2 separate regions of the Mus musculus genome follow, and region 2 is linked to region 1. A link is a loop called in an ENCODE intact Hi-C map of the cell type or tissue named here. Cell type or tissue: left cerebral cortex. All regions are shown on one strand.

Region 1 (2,500 bases):
ATAAAGATGGGAAACGCTTGGGGGAAAAGGTGATTTGGCCAGTGGCAATCAGTTCCGAGCATGTAGAAGTGGTTCGAGTCCTGATAGGCAGACTCAGTCTGTGTCTGGTGCAGCCGGACATCAGCCAGACTGGTTCTACACATTAAAGGTACAGGACCCACCCATGGCAGGGCTCAAGAGTTCTCAGCACAGACTCCCGGTTCCAGCTCCTGATCTTGGGTGGAACAATGTATAGGCCTACCCGGCTTGTTCCACAGATGGCTTAGTGGTTCATGTGAAAAATCTTGATTCTCAAAGAAATCCCCATATGCCTTACCCCAGGTAAATCACTACTGACCACAAGGTTAAGAGAGTCTACAAGATCAGCTGCGGTATGGTTGGTGGCATTTGCCTGTAGAGCCACGTGTTTGGGAGGCTGGGGTGAGCCCAAGAGTTTGAGGCCAGTTTTGACATATTGTGATTCCAAACACAAAGAAAACAAGTGAAAACAGAATATGCCATCATTTAAGGGAACATTCTCTGCAAAACCCAACAATGCTAATGTGGTAATGTTGGTGGCTAGGATATCTTATCTAGAGAATTTATGGTCAAGGGGAGAAACTAAATTCTTCTATGGCTTCTCAATGTGGAGAACAATGTCTAGTTTAAATCATAAACAAGGATGAAAAACTTAAGGTCACTGTGGAGAAATCTACCATTTGTTCTCAAAAGATCATGCCTGAGAAAACAACCTTGTAATAATAAATCAAAATTCTACCTGTCAAGAGTAAGTCTAGTGGGAGGAAGACTCTGGAGTCCTGGATTACGGAAACAAAGCAAGTATCTACCTGAGGTAAGAGGAACCACCTACAGTAAACCTATGTATTCACTGCTGTTTAAGAGAAAGCCTACACTCTAATTCATTTTAATAAAGCATTTTGAACATCTTGCAATCACAAAAGGTAGCTGAAATTTGCTAAAATGAATAAAAGGATCATATTGGTCTTTCAAGGATAGTTTTAGTTATCATAAAACCCCTATTTCAATAGTAAAGTATTTTAAAGATAAGACCCCTTGGGGGCCTGTGAGATGGCTCAGAGTAAGGTATCTATCTGCTCAGGCCTGATTACTGACGGATGCAAATTTGACCTCCCAGCTCCCTCTGTTGGAGGGAGTAACCAACACCCGAAAGTTGCCCTGTGACCTTAAGATACATACATGCTCCACTCACTCACACACACACACACACACACACACACACACACACACACACATCACACCATAATAAACCTTAAAGATGGTCCACTTAGCAGAAGATACCATTTCTCTAATAAGTACTTTGTAGTTTCCAGGTCACTTTCTTCTAAGAAAACCACGTCTGCTTTTAGGGAGAACGGGAAACAAACCCTCTGAGGTTAGGGAGGGGCATTACTGCATCTTGCCTAACATGTGTAGCAACAGCTACACCCAGTGGACAGAGTCAGAGGAAGGCTTTCTAGCCGTACTGTTATAAATAAGGTAAATGTGGAAATAGCTTTTCCCCCTCCCAGTTTGTTTCAGTTTCCAGAAAAAGGGCTACCTTCTACTTAAGGAAATACCATTCAGGAACAAAAGCCTTACTCCATAAACCTGACACAAACGCACAATCTGGTATGAAAATAGCTAAAAGAAAACTCCCAGAGCAAGGAGAGAATGTGCAGGTACTTTATTGCTCACCTCTCACACCAAACACACCTCCAGCCACTTTCTTTCACAGCTTGACAGTGTTTACATGTACAAAAACCCGGCAGAAGCATTGAGTGATTTCAGGATAGACGTGGAGAGTGACTCAGCCAGGCTTCTGTCTTCTGCAGCAATAATGAAGGGCCTCCTGCACGGAGCAGGACTCCATCTCACTTCGTAGTGCACGTCCATCACAAGAAAGGTCCCTTGCCTAAAGCAAGCTAACTTGTATATGCTGAGCCAGTAGCATTAACTAGTGCATGGAACAGATGTCTGCTCGCCATTTCTTCTAGCGAATTTCAAGTAAAAACAAGGGTGAAGGAGGAACGTTTGTCTCGGATGGATGCAGGTCTGGTTTGAGTTGCTATACTTAACTAAGTGCCTACAGATACTACGGTTCTTGACTTAGTTTGCTTTTGTTGTTTTTATGGGTTTTGGCCGTGTTCATGGGTTTTGGAGGAGCATATGGTACAGTATTCCACCAACAGGATAAGGCTACTGAATGTGCTATCTGCAAAAGAGCTCATGTAATAGGAACCAACCCAACAGGTCTACCAAAAAGAAAGGTGACAAACATCTCTCTGAATAAAATGCCAATCAGGGCAGAGCTATGCTCGGAGAATAGACATCAGAAGGTAGCTTACGAAAAACATACATGGGTTGTTAATATGAGGAAGGTTTCCCAGCATTAAATATAAAAAAGTCCAGGCAAATCCTCATTTTCAAAACTTGCATATTGAAAATGTGAAAACTATTTTATTCAAGTAATTTCTTCAAAAAAGCATGTATGTTCCAACTG
Region 2 (2,500 bases), 76 kb before region 1:
TACATATTACAATTATATAATATGTTAATGTATTAAAGTTTTCATAGTATACACATATTAACATATTATAATTGCTATCATAATTACTTCTACTTTGGTGTTCTATGTGTTTCTCTCTGTTCCCACAGAGCTATTCATCTTGAGAGCAGAGATTTTTGTCTCGTTTTGATGACCTTTAGTAGATTTGTGTGCAGAAGCTGTATTTCTGATCATTTTTTGACATAGCTTGTTCTGTGCAAGGGCAGTGAGGGGAACTAAAACCCTCAACTCTGAACACATAGAAAACAATTCTTTCTTTTTTAGAACAGGAACGTAGCTAGCACAACTCTTAAGAGGAGTTCTCTCTGATTGGGTACTTTCTTTGATTTCACACAGTTGAAAGGAAAGGAAGGAGGGGTAGAGAAAGAGGAGCAGGGGCAGTACCACTGCCCTGTGGGACAGTAGACCATGCAGGAAACTTAGTAAGGATGAGTGGGTCCGAGACCCCGGCACCCAGGCACCCACCTGATACAGTAGGCGTCTCCCTACTGCCTATTAGATTCCTGACCTGGAACACGTGCCACACCTTTCATATAGGAAACGTGACCTAAACAGAATTCTCTTCCTGCTAATGAGATATCTAGAGACCCTGAGGGTTTAGTCAATAAGCTTCCCTTCCCAGACATTCCATCCTTCAAAAGATATTTAATCTCTGGTCCACCCTGAGAAGGTGGTATGCACCCATTTCTCATGATGAACAATCAATAGACAGTTTGGAACCAAGGACTGTCTCTTCCATTGAAACCACCATGGGAAGCATGAGGAAGACCTTTCTTTTCCTACAGAGCAGCAACCTAAGTCTCCCACAGAAGGCCCCCAGACAACTGCCACCAAGCTAAGGACAATCACAAATGGACTAAGCTGGAGTTCCCCATTAACCCATCCTAGCCTTGTTGCGGCCTGTGTACCCCCAGGAATTCATTCCTGATTCCTTTGTATGGCACCCCAGTGGCAACTGGATACCCGGGTGGTCAGGGAACCCCAGCTTCAGCCTCCCACATCCTGAGCTGCATTTTCCTACCCCCCCTGAGCAGTGTCTCTATACTTCCCTAAAGCCCAGTACCCAAAGGCAGTGGTGCAGGGTAAACACAGTCAACATCTTTGTGTTTTGTCCACCCAGCAGTGTTTCTCACACCCCAGTAGTGGGGCAAAACTTGGATCCACAACTGGTGCCCAACATGGGGCACAAACCCATGACCCTGAGATTAAGCATCTCATGTGCTACCAACTGAGCTAGCTGGGTATCATTGCATACCCTGCAAACCCTCAAGATCTTTAGATAAAGAATGAAGCTAAAAGAAAAACTGAGACGGTTTCCAAAAATGGGTGGGGGGGGGATGGAGAGGAGCAATGCTGAACCTAAAGTCCCTGCAAGGATAGGGAAATAGGGGTGGGTTTAAGGCACATGCATGTTAGTGTCAGTGCCTCAAGCCAACAGTAGGTGGTGTGTTACCAAGGCAGAACAGCCTGTGTGGAGTCTGGCACAAGTCGGGGAGTAGCCCGAAAGACAGTGCTTTCTGTTCGAAGATCTGCGATGGGACATTTGAGAATCTCTCTATAAGGGGGTCCCTTGTGTAGGCGCAAAGCCCAAGAAGGAGTCTTAGAAGTGGAATCTGGGGTGCTCAGGCCAGACCACTGTTTTCTCCTTTTCCGTGCCCATGCAACCTGCTGCTTCCATCACTTCTAGCAAGTTCCTGCCAAGTATTCTGCTTCGGGATTGCAAGTGAGAGACTTGAGAAGTATCCAGCTTTGTTAATGAACTCTGAGGGTTTCCTCATCTTTATCTTTTTTAAATCCCTTTTTCTTGCCAATGGCTTTCTCCTCATTGGGTAAATACCGAGTGCACATAAGTATCTTCTAGACGACTTCCCCTCCCTGTACTTTTGTTTCATTCATTCATTTGGTCATTCATTTATTTTTGAGACAAATGCCATGTATCCTAGACTGGCCTTGAACTCCTCATGTAGCCAAAGATAGCCTTGAACTTCTGTGTCTCCTACTGCAACCTCCCAAGTGCTAAGATTACAGGCATGATCAAGTTCAGGCAAGCAGTCTACCAACTGAGCCACATCCTCAGCCCCAGTTTACCCTGTTACCTTTAAAAAGATTGTGTACAAACAATAAGAGAAATGGGCTGAGGGCCCTATGTGAATTTAACTCTCAGAGACAATCAGAAAACAGTCTTAAAATTTTTGGTATTTGTTTTGAGTTTTCTCCTATGTTCACATATATATTCCTGGGAAATGAGATTATTCTGAAGAAACTTTTACTCAATACCAAGTATTTCCCAGGTCAATAATAAATGTGAACATTATTTATTTTTTTATTATTTATTTTTATTATTATGTATTATTTATTTATTATTGCATAGCAATAGTGCTGTGAAGGGATTGTCACTGATACAGCCCTGTTGGGCACTCAGAGGTTAAAGGGTACCCTAAGAAATAACCACATAGTTATG

Evidence for each region. Peaks named below come from ENCODE experiments on the same cell type or tissue, not always from the same donor. Only the 100,000 strongest peaks of a DNase experiment are listed, where the experiment ranks them.
Region 2: it touches region 1 in a loop (2.5-fold over the local background); 6 of 42 quality-filtered maps call a loop at or near these places.

What each region holds. Positions count from the first base shown.
Region 1 is chr17:75,535,424-75,537,923 of GRCm38, forward strand. Fam98a (family with sequence similarity 98, member A) reads right to left here. Exons shown (of 8, transcript NM_133747.2): 8 at 1,663-2,500. Among named protein-coding and RNA genes, the nearest start is that of Fam98a, 15 kb to the right of the region's middle. In left cerebral cortex, a CTCF peak has its summit at 1,447; DNase peaks (open chromatin) are centred at 1,435 and 1,900.
Region 2 is chr17:75,459,332-75,461,831 of GRCm38, forward strand. All of the region lies in intron 1 of Rasgrp3 (RAS, guanyl releasing protein 3), which reads left to right. Among named protein-coding and RNA genes, the nearest start is that of Rasgrp3, 25 kb to the left of the region's middle. In left cerebral cortex, a CTCF peak has its summit at 1,464; no DNase peak of the experiment used is centred here; H3K27ac peaks cover 315 bases.